Regions from separate parts of the Homo sapiens genome. Here region 1 is linked to region 2. A link is a loop called in an ENCODE intact Hi-C map of the cell type or tissue named here. Cell type or tissue: mesothelial cell of epicardium. All regions are shown on one strand. Links, peaks and the distances in the headings refer to the core of each region. The heading gives the core; the rest is flanking DNA.

Evidence for each region. A loop is a pair of places that touch in the nucleus more often than their neighbours do. Peaks named below come from ENCODE experiments on the same cell type or tissue, not always from the same donor. Only the 100,000 strongest peaks of a DNase experiment are listed, where the experiment ranks them.
Region 1: a loop joins it to region 2, with 24 times the contacts of the local background. A loop is called at or near these places in 1 of 110 quality-filtered maps.

What each region holds. Positions count from the first base shown.
Region 1 is chr14:83,812,263-83,820,108 of GRCh38, reverse strand. No RefSeq gene overlaps it. Among named protein-coding and RNA genes, the nearest start is that of LINC02305, 99 kb to the left of the region's middle. In mesothelial cell of epicardium, for the core only: no CTCF peak of the experiment used is centred there; a DNase peak (open chromatin) is centred at 3,141.
Region 2 is chr14:83,687,677-83,695,522 of GRCh38, reverse strand. No RefSeq gene overlaps it. Among named protein-coding and RNA genes, the nearest start is that of LINC02305, 220 kb to the left of the region's middle. In mesothelial cell of epicardium, for the core only: no CTCF peak of the experiment used is centred there; no DNase peak of the experiment used is centred there.

The DNA of each region.
Region 1 (7,846 bases), core at 945-5,944, 120 kb before region 2:
TGATAATGAATATATTCCAGTGCCTGGTGTACTATAAACCTCTAACAACTGTGACCTGTTAGTATTCTTAGAGTCAAGACAATTTTACAAATCAACAGTGATATTGGAATAAACACAAGAGAATGAGAACTTTACAACATCAAGTTCTAGGTTTGGAAAACAAAGCAAGTAAACAAAAGCTTCTACTTCATTCCAAATGTAAATTCTGTCTCAAACTGTTAGCAGGACTACTGCATTTTACCTCAGTTCTCCTCTACTGAAACATCCTCTCAACCCAGTGAGGATAACAGAGATAAGTCTGATGAAGATATAAGACATAGTTCCAAGATTTCAGATCTAAGTCATCACTTGCAAATTCAGCGATTATTTAAATTTGCCATTCTTCATAAACTAGAACAATATCTGGAAATTGTCTCTCTGTCTCTGTCTCACACACACACACACGTGCACACACGCATACAAATCTAATGCTCCCTCACTTTCCCAATTCACAAATAATTTTGAAAAGTTTCCCATTTTTTTGGCATTGTGTGAAGGTGTTGGGATGTATTATTTCTGGTGGGATAGTCATTCTCAGTTAAGCAAAGGGTAAGTTTAAAGATGTGGAAGTGGCCGGATGCGGTGTCTCACGCCTGTAATCCCGGCACTTTGGGAGGCCAAGGCGGGAGGATCACGAGGTCAAGAGATCAAGACCATCCTAGCCAACATGGTGAAACCCCATCTTTACTAAAATACAAAAAATTAGCAGGGCGTGGTGGTGCGTGCCTGCAGTCCCAGCAACTTGGGAGGCTGAGGCAGGAGAATCGCTTGAACTCGGGAGGTGGAGATTCCAGTGAACCAAGATTGCGCCACCGCATTGCAGCCTGGTCACAGAGCGAGACTCCATCTCCAAAAAAAAAAAAAAAAAAAGAAAGAAAGAAAAAGATGTGGAAATGTGAAAATGCACAGTTAATTTGGGAATTTCAAGGTGGTCATCATATTAGAGACATATTATATGAATGTGGGGAAATAGAAAAAAGAGGGACTGGGAATGTAGTCAGGATCCAGCCAATAAAGAGTTTTTTGCATAATAAAGAATTTTGATTTTGTTATACAGATAAAGGAAGACTTTTATGTAGGAGCTAGTATATTTGCAATATGATATAATTCTAAGATAAAGTTTAAAATTAATTAAAATATTTTCCTTACATTTGGTGTTCAATTCATTCAAGTAATACTTTAGCCATTAAACTCTCAAGAAAACTCATGCTTTCAATGATAATTTTGGGGGACTTTACTTAAACACAATGTGTTTAATAATAGCTTTGTGCTACATGTTGACGTCCTAGCAGAAGACTAAATAGTTTTGAAAATTGTTTCTATTCAAGAAAAGTTATTTTGTTTTTGGTTTTTTGCTTTTAACTTTTTTCCTCACCACAAATATTCACATCTGTCTTCTTCTTTGTATTTTACCTGAAGAAGAAGAGACAAATGTGCTTTGAGACTATTTCCTGAAACCCTATTAAGGAACCACACTAATCCTAATATGGTCAATAGTCAAGATTGAGAAGTTAATATTCTTAATTTTAAGTACTATGCTTTAAGATTCCTGTTGTCTCAGTGACTTATAGCTTCTGAGCTAGTTTTATGTTATACATACATGGATGGTGAATCAAGATACCTGTAAACTAGTGGTGATGTTGATATTAATGCTGGAAACTTCATGACTGAACTACAAAAAAGGAGAAAAATAACTCCAAAGAAGCTCCATGCTTAAACCTCCACACCCCTTTATTAACATTCCATCCTACAGAAGCTATCGTATGTTTCCTCAGAGCAAAAATAAATCACCTTCAAAATCCCTCCATTGGGCGGTTATTTATCTCTTTGTTTCATACTCATGCCCGTTCTCCAAGGCACCATGGATTGGGACGCTTAGAAGTCACACAATTTTTTTTTTTTTTTGCCTTATGTTTCAAAAGGCTTATTTAGTAGCCCTTCTGGAGACCAACTGAGAAAATGTTGAATAATGCATTCTGGGGATCATATTTGGATCTCTGTCACCAGCTATCAAAAAGATCCTTAGGGGTTCTCTACAGCATCCTTTTGCCTTTGCCTGTTTGACTAACTCAGACTTCCAGTAAACAACTGAAATATCAGCTTTGTGAAATGTTTTTGATGCATTCAAGCTTACTCGTGTGCATTTCTAAGTGCTGAATTCCCATATTTCCATATGCAATATGCTTTTATTAGAGTAATTTCCGTATTAAATTTATTTATTTTCCTATATTTTATTGTTCTATTCCCCACTAGATTGTAAGAGTCTTGCAGGCAGGACTCACTTTTAATTACCTCTGTGTCTCCAAAATCTGGTGAGCACTAATTATACAAATAGCAAGCACTAAAAAATACTTGAAGAATGATCAGGAATTTGTAATAGCTTTGTGCTAAAATGCAATCTCTTCCCTTACTTCTGATGGAGGTTTTTTTTTTTATTTCAAAAAATGCTATCTGTGGGTTTCACGTCTGCTCAACTCATGGATGAACATGTACAGACTTATTTTCTTGTTATTATTCCTTAGACAGGATAACAACTACTTACATGACACTTACATTGTATTAGGTATTGTAGGTAATCTAGAGGTGATTTAAAATATACAGGAGGATGTGCATAGATCATATGCAAATATCATGCTATTTTATATAAAGAAATTGAAATTTTGGTATCTGTGGGAGGTCCTGGTTCAATCCCCCATGGATACTGTGGGCTGTGGGAGGATCGTACGTATTTATATATAAATATATATACACACACACACACCCCAGTGATTTAAATAAGTGCATAGGTGTGTGTGTGTGTGTATACACACATATAAAAGAAATAATTCTAAGACTGAATGATTGCTTCTTATTAATCTGCCTTTTCTTCATTTAAAAAGTAATCTTAATCTTTATTTTTCTTACTCTATCTCATTTTCCCTATGGTGAAATAGCTTTTAGGAACTGCAGAGGGGCATGGCAGAGTCAGTAGCTCACAAGGTCAGGATTTATGTCCCGAGGCAAATAAAGCAGACAAACATGATACACTTTAGGTATGGGATTTCAGGAACAGAAGTGGAAAGGCACGCTGGTTTGACATTCAGGAATGCTGCAATGCACTTAAAATTAAGGTCAAAAGGCGCTCATGCCGGATATCCCTTACCATTCCTGTGCAGCAGGATTAGGAAAGAACAGATAAGACATTCATTAGGACAAGAATAAATAAACTTGGGGAATAGTCACACAGGGAGAAAATACCAGCTATCTTACCCTGAAAATGAATACGCTTGTGGTTCTGATTAAATAATGAAATAGACCGGTATTTTAAGAAAAATGATACCAGAAAGACTTTGCTCCCTACTCAAACTACTAATCATTATAAATGAATTCTAATGCGTATTTTAACATTTTGTGTTTAGACACTGTAACTTTATGTAAAGGAATGTGTGCTCGTGTTTTTACAATTGGAAGACAGAATAGGTCTCTTTTCTTAGCTTTCATAAATAATGACTAAATTATGGGTTTGTGATATTGTTTTTCCCAGGCCGTTTAAAAATAAAACTAAAAAAAATTATTGCTTTCTCTCTCTCTCTGTGTCATACTGTTTAATCGCATCTTATAATAAATGTTTCTTGGTAATGGCTTAGTTTGGTGACTTTAGTAAGTCTATTTACCTCTTAAATGAAAAGTGAAAAGAAATTTCAATGACTCCTTACTGTCTGGGGAAACTCTGTACTTGGTACCTGACTTTCAGTGGCCAGTGTTAGTGCATTACGGGAAAAAGTACTCCGTGGGTTTTGTTACCATAAATGCATACCCATTTCAAAATTGAAAATCAACTAGTATTTAAAATTACATATTTCAAATAGCAAACATATTAATATCATAGTCATATGTGCCTCTAATGGAACAATAGTAAGAGTAACAATTATTTATTATTATTAGAGTTATTAACAATTATAGTTGTTACCAATTATTTAAAATTAGTTTAAATTATTAATTATTCTTAAATAGTTATTTATTATATAAATGGTATATAAATTATATAAATAGAATTATACATTATAAATAAATATATAGATTATAAATAAATAAAATAAATTTATTTATATATTATAAATATATATGTATATTATGTATGAAGCACTGTGCCAAGTAGTTTTTAATGTAATATTTTCTCCATTTTCCATTATCACACTATGAAGTATTATTATAGTCCCTGTTTTAAAGTCTTAGAGAGGTTAAGTAATATGCCTTCAAGGTTATAGAACCAGGTCTGTTTGATGCCTAAACCTGTGCTCTTAAACAGCATGCTATATTTTTCCTTTTATGCTGAGTGCCAGATATATGGCTAGTGTCTCAAATACATTATTTTTAATTCTTATTATTCCACATTCACAGATGCAGAAGCTGGAATTCAAGCAATCTGTAGATACCTTAATCAAGATCACAATGGCAGGAAGTGATCTGTGGTCTGAACCAATGAATTTTTTTATTTTCACTTTTTAGTACGTCAAAATTTAAACACAACAAAGATGATTTCTCAAAAATAATAATGGTCTATAAAATAATCTAATTATTTAATTTTATTTTTTAAATGGTACTACTAAACCCTGATGTCAAGAACATGATAAAATGACTAAGGTCCACATTTCCTGCTGGTGCTAAATACATCATCATAATTTTATAGATTTGGCAAAGATTCTTAAAGTGATTGAGTTCAAAGATGCTGATATTAGAAATGAAGAAACTGAGGTTCAGTAAAACTGTGCCTTTAGTAAAGCACCCAGCTAGCTAGAGGCTATATGTACTAGTTCTGGTTCTGGCAGCAACCCTTAGTGTAATAGATTTTTTTTATACTGGTTATCAATGGCAATTTTATGACTCTGGAGTTAGAGAGACAGTGTGTTTGTTCTGAGATAATATATTTCTAACCCATGAAAAGAGGATTAAGCCACCTGAGGAATCTAAATAGAAAGTTGTTTACCTATTCAATTTATGCCATGAAAAATTGTATTGCTCAGAAGCATAGGTTGAGTCATCATAGACAAGAGTATGAATTGTAGTTCTGTGACATTAGAAAGTGATGATGTTTCTGATGGTCAGTTTTCAGGTTTGTAACTTATCATAACAAAGTACATATCGCAGTGTGCTTTCTCTTTTTGGTTCACATTATGCATCTTTTGCAAAATGGCGATGATATGTGCATATGTTTGTATAGACATATACATACATATATGCACAGATGTATGAAATACTATACAGATATTAGTAACATAATAGATCACATCAGTAATACTACAAATATAATAATACATTCTATTATAATAGCAGTGATAAATGATGATAAATATTTTATAATGACAACACATTATGCATTACACTAAGTTAATATATATGTATGCAACAGTTACATGCTCACAATCCCTTACTGCAGAATTCCAAATCCCCTATACTGCCATTTAAAGTATTTCTTTTTCAACACCAACACCACATATACTTTCTTCCCCACTAAGCCAGACTCTTGTACCATGTACTCTAAGAGATATTTGCAGTCTCCTGATCCTGCCTAGCAAGTTTTTTGTCACTTTCTTTATGAATGCTTTTTCTACCATCAGAAATATCTTTCAGAAACATCATCCCCCTTCACTACCTCATTCTCATCATATTTATAAGACTAAATGTTTACTCTGTCATTTAAAGGCCCTGGAGAAACTACTCCTGAATTCTTTTCTTATTCTCCAATGAGAAGTATGTTTCCTTATTCTGTATTTCTTTATAACTTTATCTATGCTTTCCTAGTTTCTTGTCACATAGTAATTTGATGTTTTGTAAGCTATGTGAAATTGGGCACTAAGCCATGTCCTCCTGCGACTCTACCGTGGGAATACTCCCTTCCAGTTCAGGGACTCAACACACTTCTTTTGAGTACATTTGTTAAATGATTTTCACAAACAACGACACAGGCATACAGCTGAGTGTGACCTCAACATGGATTTGAGAATAATCTTACTTTATTGCCAATTATAATTTGGGGCCTGTATATTTCAAAACATGATAGAAAGCATGAAAGATTATTTCCAACAGTGCAAATATAAAATTATTTTGTTTTAATATTTATGTGATTACATTAGTGTGAAACAAGCATTATCAGCACATGTTTTTTAGCATTAGTTGACTTAATGAAAATATGAATGAAATGCTACAGGTGGTGAAACAGTATAGGTAATACGTGGATAACTTAAATTTGAGAAATACTATTTCAGAATACTTTAGTTAGGAAAGAGTAATGTGATGGATAGAACTAATAAGTTGACTTATTCTGCAGGTACATGCCTCCCTGTTTGGAGGCAGTTGCTGTGAGTGAATAATTGCATTATTCGTCAAACTCTAGGGCCACACAAGTTTGGTGACAGGTTGACAGAGCTCTCCAACATTTATTAGATGGTACACAGAAGTCAGCAACATGCAGCAGTGAAACTCATGCCAAGGATAAGTACCTATATCCACTTGCTGGAGAATTGTAATAAATTTCTTCTGAATTAATGACTAGATTAAATCATTTTGGTCATTTAGTTCATTTAAAAGATGCTAGTGTGAAAGTTAATTTGAGAAAATACCTTTTAGAAAATCTCCTACGAATTATTCAAGCGGTAGTTCTCCAGTGATAGTCTTTGAAAATGTTATTTAATATTGGAAGGAGTCACCCTTTCAAAATGTGTGTATAAAATTGTATATGTAGGCCAATTTGACTTTACATTGACGTTTTCATATGTATACAAATTACATTATACTGCTTTTAGTATTTTTCTTCTGGTATTGCTTCTCTGCCTTTTGACTAAGATCAAGTATTGCATTTTTTCCTGTAGAAGTAACACAATATTGTAGAAATGAAGCCCTTTGCTTCCCCATTTTCTTTTGATTTTCCTGTCAATGATCATAAATAGACCTACAACATAGCTCTGTTAAGAAATATGTGTATGCATTACCACAGGTCTTCTGTTAGAAAAAAAATCACAGGCATTTGACCGAACAAAGCCCTTATGCAATGTTGTATCTATTGAGATGAGAATACATTAAATATTATTTTCAGAGCACTTTCCATGAAGTTACTGAATAGTGGAAAGTAAACAATAAAATAGTTCTTGTAATACATTGTTCATCCACTTTATAACTACCAATATTCTCACTAGATGATACCTGATAGTTTACTTTTAAGTAAATTAGAAACAGCAGAATCACTCTCAATTAAATGCAATAAAACATGCTTAATGTATTAAGAGTTTGATAATAGGTGCATTTTTGAAATGGTGAAAAAATTGGCCAAGTTACTTTTTTGTCCATTTTGTATTGTACTTGAAAATCACCAACATCTAAAGATTGTTTTTTAAATGAAGAAAATCATGAAGATCTAGGTGGATAAATGAATGAAAACCATTCATTACAGACCCAACCCAAGCACTGCATATCTTAGCACAGGTACTAAATTTTGTACTAGAATGAAAATAAGTTCTGATTAAAGATTATTATTTTGTTCCCTTTTATTATCTCCAGATACATTTTAGATTATCATACACATTTCCTACTTACTTATCTTACTCAAGTTTATCTGATGTCTAAAAGTCTCTAATTTAAATCCTGTATTGCTCAGGGTTCTCCAGAGGCAAAGAACAAATACCATATATATAGATATATAGAAAGAGATTTATGATAAGAGATTAGCTCACATGACTGTGAAGGCTGAGAGTTCTGCAATCTGCTGTCTCTAAGCCAGAGGCCCAGGAAAGCTGGTGGTACAGTTCTAGTACCATCCCAAAGGCCTGAGAAC
Region 2 (7,846 bases), core at 938-5,937:
GAAAAACCTCCCAAATACTATTTACCTTTTAATTTTATCTTCCAGTGACTTACCCTTTGCTGTGATTTGAATATTTGCCCTCTTCAAAACCTCATGGTGAATTTCAATCCCCAATGTGGCAATATTGAGAGAACGGGCTTTAAGAGATGATTGGATCCTGAGGGCTCTGACCTAGTGAATGGATTAATGGGGTAATGGATTAATGGATTAATGAGTTATTATAGGAATGGGATTTGTGGCTGAGTAAGAAGCAAGACCTGAGCTTGCATCAGCCTCCTCACCACGTCATGCCCTGTGCTGCCTCTGGACACTACAGAAGGTCCCTACGAGGAAGAAGGTTCTCACCAGATATGCAACCTCAACCTTGGACTCTCCAGCCTCATTCTGTAAGAAATAAATTTTGTTTCTTTATAAATTGCCCAGAGTCAGCTGTTCTGTTATAAGCAACAGAAAATGGACTAAGAATCCGATATCGTTTGGATTTGTGTCCCCGCTCAAATCTCATTTTCAATTGCAATCACCAGTGTTGGAGGTGGGGCCTGGTAGGAGGTGATTGGATCGTGAGGGTGGATCCTTCATAAATGGTTTAGCAGCATTCCTTTGGTGCTGTTTTGCAATAGAGTTCTCACAAGATCTGGTTGTTTAAAAGTGTGTAACACCTCCTCCCACAACAGCCCTTCCTCCCGCTTCAGCCATGTAAGATGTGTTTGTTTCCCCTTCACCTTACATCATGACTGTAAGTTTCCAGAGGCCTCCCCAGAAACAGAAGTTTCTATGCTGATTGTATAGCCTTCAGAACTATGAGCCAATTAAACTTCTTTTATTTATAAATTACGTAGACTCAGGTATTTTTTATAGCAATGCAAGAACAGTCTAATACAGAAACCCCTTTAACAATTGATTTTTATACTCATGATGAAAGAGACTTGAGGTTGGGTACCAATTTTAGGTTTCCCTTCTACTTTCACTACTTGAGAATCTATACAAAGTGTCAATGAGAAAGGAATCCTCCACTGGCGATTCCTAATTGTCCAGGGAGACACTAATTTGTATTTAGAGGTAAACACTTATTATATGTAAAACCATACTCAGTGTACTCTGAAATGTGCCATGTTGTATATCCAGCTTTACATGGACCAGTGTCTATTGCAGGAACAATGACACAGCTCGTTTGATTAAGCCAATCTGGCTTTTGGTGTTCAAAGTTTATCACTCCAGATGTTCTGGACAGAACAAAGATAGGCTAGAATATGTGATGTAATGAATTAATGAATTTTTTTATACTTCATCAGCCAACATCAAGATAAACTGTATTGAACTAGCATGTGTCCAGCTGAAGAGTGTTTAAACTGTTAGTGCAAAGCTGAAACTTCAATAAACGCTAGGAAAGGATCCAGGTTTTATTACCGGTGATACAGTTTGAGTGGATAAATTCTAACCATTTTAGCTAAACCCTCCAGCTTCATATTAATCATGAAGTAGAATAAAGTGGGGAAAAAAAACAACCATGGGGAATGTGAAAATAAGAGTTTAAAACTGAAGTATTACAAAGGTCAGCTTCTTTATGAGAAGACAAACATAGCTGCATTTTAATTAAATTATGAGATTGAAAAAATAATTTATGTACCATCTGGTCCTTCTCACAACTTATGAAAGGAAGAAGGGAAAACTGAAAAAAACTGGATTTTCTCTCTGATGTTGTCATTACTTTTCTGTAGGAGCTTGGCAAATCACACATCTCTCCAGACTTCAGTTTTGTTTTCTGTAAATTTGTTATTAGATAAGATGATTTGAGAGTCCCTAATTTTGGAGAATGTTGTCAATAATTTTTGGAGATTTGGTGTATATAAATAAGCTGTTATAAAAGTAACTAAATTCTATTCTCACAATATTTTAAAGAGAAAAATGTTGTATGCCAAGTCTACGAGTTATTAATTTTATTGAGAGTTCTTGATTTACCAGTGACTCTACTAGCTATTACCATACATTTTCTATTTTAACATTCACTCCAGCATTAGGCTGTAGTTTTACTTTTTTTCTCTTTTAACATAAGTGGAACTGAGGCTTAGATAGTGTAACCTGCCCATAATTTCACTGTTGGTAATAGTTGGAGCTTGGATACACCAGGGAATGTGACTGTGGATGCTGTGGTCTTAACAAATATGCTGTGATAATAAATTAGTAATTCACTATGTGTGTGGTAAGTTCCAGTGGCAGAACAATAAAGTCATCTGTAAACTCTGGTAAGTAAATGCTTATTGTAGTAAACTTCAAATCACAGAAATTTTTCTATTTTTACTACCTGCTGTAATTCAAAGATTAGTATTTGGCAGACAGGTCATGAAAAATAAAGTAATGATGGGGAGATTAGTTTTACCAGATATTTATACACTCTGTAAATCCTCTAAAATTAAAGGAGTATGGAACCATATGACCACATGAATGAAATGGAGTAAAACACTCAGAAAAAAATTAAAGAATAGTTTAAAACGTAACATATGATAAGATTCGCATTTCAAAATTCTTCAAAATATATAAACTTTTTAATAAATGGTACTGGGTAACTGTATAGCCACTTGGAAAAAGAAAAATTGAATCTATATCTATAATCATGTAACAGAATAATCCCCAACTCTTTCAGTGATGTAAATGTAAAAATAAAATCGCACAAGCATGAGAAGTAAACGTGAGTAAATGTATTTGTTACCTGGCATTTTCTAAATTTGTCAAATTTCGGCTTTTCTAAATTTGTCTCAAACAAATTTTTAAAAAATAAAATACTGATAATGTGCCTACATAAAAACAAAAGAAAAATGCTTTGCATGACAGAAACATCATAGGCAAAATCAAAAGACAATAACAAACTGGAAGAAGATATCTGTAACTTTTATCTGAGATAAATAACTAATAACAATTAAGATTTAAAAAGACCCTTGGAAGAATATTGTCCAAAATAATAAAATATTCAGAGACTGACAATGTTAAAAGTACACTTAATGATATGAACATATGTTGAGATGCAATTAAATCTTTACAGAGATGTAATTCTTCACATTTAAGATTGGCAAAATCTAAAAGCTTGTCAGCATGCTCTTTAAAGAAATGCTAGAAAAATGGGTGTTCTCAAAATTGCTAATGGGAATGGCAAATGAAACCCCCAGTTCTCGGACTTTATCATGAAAATATTATGGCAAAAATATGAACAACCCATGTAAAAAGTTATTTGTAAACGTGAAATTTTGGGAATAACACAAATATTCATCCACACGAGATTGTTGCATACACTCTAATACATTCAAACAATTACATACTATCAAATTATTTAAAAGGAATGAGAAATATCTATACTGTTTCAATTCGTGATTAACCATCCTCTCCCTCACCTTCCAATAAAACACAGTTTTGAATTGTTATTCCAGAAGAAAGGAGAAGTAAATCTTACAATTTTCTAATGTACACCTACCTCTTTGTTCCTGCTATGTTTCATTTACATTTGATAAGAACATCCAGAAGGAAAAAAGAAGTGAAATGATACACAATGCTACTCCTTAAGTATTTGTGGATGATGTGGGAAAAAACAATTATATAACAATAAATCTTAGGAGAAAACCAAATTTTAATTTAAGCCACATAGCTATTGAAACATACATGTAAAAATAATTGCAAGCAAATCTATACTGTAGTTGTGTGGCTTTTTCCATTGACTAAATCAGGTCCCCCATGTCCAGAAATTTAAAATATTTCCAAAAACTCTCTTTTATGTCTGTCACGGTTTCTGTTATTTTGCTTTCTGTAACTCAAAGTGAGATTAAACATACCTTAATTACTCAGTTTATATTATAGATATAATTAAAATAGGGCCAATTTTAAAGGTATATCACAAATATGTTAAAAGAAATTTGTGGAAGAAGTAAAAAGTAATTTTGTCTGATAAACAAGGAGATTTGGCATGTTTTAAAGGTCATTGAGGTGAAATGCAGTGGCTCACACCTGTAACCCCAGTATGTTGGGAGACTGAGGTGGGAGAATTGCTTGATCTCAGTTCAAGACCAGCCTGGGCAATATGGAAAATCCTGTCTCTACAAAAAGAATAAAAATTAGCCAGATATGGTGGTGTGCACCTGTAGTCCCAGCTACTTGGGAAGCTGAGGTTGGAGGATTGCTTGAGCCCAGGAGGTCGAGGCTGTAGTAAGCAGAGATTACACCACTGCACACAAGCCTGGGTGACAGAGTGAGACCCTGCCTCAAAAAAATTAAAAATAAAACTCATAACTGAAATGAAATAAAGTATAGATTTAATAAAATATTACAGAGTGCCATCAGTAAATATTGTGAGGTATGGAATTCCAAAATCTACCCTTTCGTAACAGCAACTAAAATTCTGGAAAATCCATCAGAATTGACTCTTTGAGACTCTGAAATTTAGTAAAAGCAACTTGAAAACACTTAATAAAAATTACTGAAGTGCAGAAAAAATAATAAGCTTTATGCTGTTTCAATTATCCATTGTCCTATTCCTCACTTCCCAGCTCAGTGGTAGACTTAAAAGTAACAGCCAACCTCATTAGTTCCAGTACAAGAAAAATTCCTATAAACATACACTCAACTGAAACTGACTGAAAAACAGAAAATAGAATAGACACATAACAATCAAAAGAATGACTCAGTAATCAAAAAACTTTTAACCAAAACAGTAACAAAACAATGCCTAGAACCAGAAGGTTTCAATGGTCAATTCCACCAAATGTTAAGGAGAAACTCACACCGATCGTGTACAAACTCTTCAAAAAATAAAATAGAACAGAAGGGTATACTTGCTAACTCAATCTGTGAGGTCGACATCACTCTGATACCAAAGCCAGGCAAAGATATCCCAAGAAAAGAAAAATACAATCTGATATCCCATATAAATATAGATGCAATGATCCCTAATAGAATAGAACAGAATCCTCAATAGAATACCTAATTCAGCAACATATGAAAGGATTATACACCATGACCAAGTGAAATTTATCACAGAAATTCAAAATTGGAAAATTGATCAGTATAATTCCATATCACTAGAATAAAGGAAACACACACATATACATGTCAACTCAATAAATGCAGAAAAGATTTTGATAAAGTGTGATACCTTTTCATGATAAAAACACTCAACACACTATGAATAGCAGGAAATTTCCTCAACTTGATAATGGTATGATGCCTAATTGTAAAAGACTCCCTCATACTTAATTGTGAAAGACCCAAAGCTTCCCCCTTAAGATGAGGAACAGTACAAGGATGTTTGCTCTAGCCACTTTTATTCAACATCATATCAGAAATTCTAACCAGAAGCAATTAAATCAGGAAAATGAAAAAAGGAATCTAAATTGGAAAGGAAGAAATAAAACCATCTCTACTTGTAGCTAACATAATTATACACATAGAAAATTCTAACAAATCCACATGTTAAAAAAATCAGTCAGCAGAGTTGTGAGATACAAGGTCAATACATCAAAATCCATTCTATAGCTATACACTAAAAGTGAACAAGCCAAAGTTGAAATTAACAAAATGATTTCATTTACAGTAGCAGCAAAAAGAATAAAATACTTAGTAATGAATTTAACCAAGGAAGTGCAAGCATGGTACACTGAAAACTATCAGGTAGTGCTAATAGAATTTAAGAGGAGCTAAATAAATAGAAATATGTCTAGATTTATTGATTGGAAGGTTTAGTATTATTAAAGTATCAGTATTCCCTAAATTTATTTAATGAATTTAATCAGCATCAACATTCTAACTACCTGTTTGCAGAAATAGATACAATGATCTTAAAATTCCTGTATAAATGCAAGAAGTCAAAACATTCCAAACAAAAGAATAAAGTTGACTCACAATTCTTAATTTCAAAACATACTACAAAGCTACAGTAATTAAAGTAGTGTGGTACTGACATAAAGATAGATATATAGATTAATGAATAGAGTGGAGAGTACAGTCATATAAACCCATGAATCTTTAGATCAACAGGAGAATTAAGAAAATTAAATAGGGAAAGAATTAGTCATGTCAGCAAATGCTAATTAGACTATTGAATATTCATATGCCAAAGCATAAATTTGTATTCCTACCCCACATTTTTTATGTCATACCCTTTAAACTTTATTTGTATATATTTATAGAATACAGGTAAATTTTGTTACATATTGTGTAGTAGCAAACTCAGGGCTTGTAGTGTATCCATCAAAAATTAACTCAAAATGGGACGATAACCTAAATGGATCCTCTAGAATTATAAAACACTTAGGAGGAAGCATAGCTATAAATCCTTGTGACCTTAGATTAAGTAGGAACAAATAGATAAATTATTTATCAACATTTAAAAATGTTCTGTATCAAAAGATAACCTATAAAATGTGATAAAATATTTGCAAATCATATAAAGTTCTCATATCCAAAATATCCTAGTAAAGTATTCCTGCAACTTGACATGAACAATCCAATTAACAGGCAAATAATCAAGTTTTTAAAATGAGCAGAGGATTTGAATACACTACTCATTCAGGTAGCTTCATGTCTCAGTTGTGACAAATATCATACGTGCAGACATTGCCAAATGTCTCTTACAGAGCAAAATTGTCCCCAATCTAGAACCACTGTTCTAGAGGAAGAATTATACCTCTTTCTTCAGGGGTGGCTGGCCATAAAAATGATACAGGCCTAGAGCATTGATGCCACCAAGTAAAAGCTATTTTCCCCTAAGGTCAGGAACAGTACAAAAATGTTTGCTCTAGCCAGTTTTACTCAACAGAATGAATGAAGTCAACAGAGAGACAGAAATGGGAAGATCTAAGCCTTGAGAAAAACCATTTCAGTCATTTGATCAAACTTTACCTGAATGTTATTCACCACTGGACCTTACAATGACATAAACCAATAAATTTTATTCTTTGACCTAAGCCAGTTTGATTGACTTTTTTTCTAATTCGCAACCAAAATAATCTTAGTTTGTCATTATAATCTAAATAGATAAAATGCACCCATTAGTATTTCTACCTCAAAAGGTAAAGGTTATTTTTCCCATATGATTTATAATGGTTTTGAGCTTCCTTACAAGTGTTGCCACGTACAGAATGAAAATTATTTTGCATGCTTTACTTTTTAGATAAATGATTGCAATTTTAAACCCTGATATAACTCTTTGCTAAGGTATCTGCATTAACCGTGTCCATTGCTAATAAAACTAATTCATCAATAGTCTATGATAAAATGGGCTGCTTATATAACTTTAATCAGCTATTGCTTTGAATCCTGTTATTTTCAAAAGATGAAAATTATATAGCCATTGTGGCAGTTCCCACTGGCAGTAAAATTGTAGTGTTTTAAAAAATGTTATTACTTTCACTTTTATTTGAGCTGTCCTCCACAATCATGTCACTCTTGGACGGTGCTAAAAAATAGAGACATAATATGAACAAAGCCTTAATCATGGCTTGAACATGTATCACCTTCATTGTGTGGTATTCTAGGACAAACATTGTAGATTTTTCTTTAAATAATCTGTTTAATTATCATTAAAAAGTAAAAACACTTCTTTCACACATATCTAGATAAAAAATAATTATTTTAAGAAATAAGGAAGAATACAAGTCAGTTTGATTTATACACAGAAAATTTTAACTTAATTACATCACATTTTACCTCAACTTTGAGTATTTTAACTAAGTCAAATAATTTTCTATCTATATAATATAAACTCTGCCAATACTTTCACATGAAAGAACTTATTAATGTGTAACATTTGAGACCGTTTTCAAAAGATGAATTAGTACAAAAAATGCATTAGGACAAAAATTGTAGA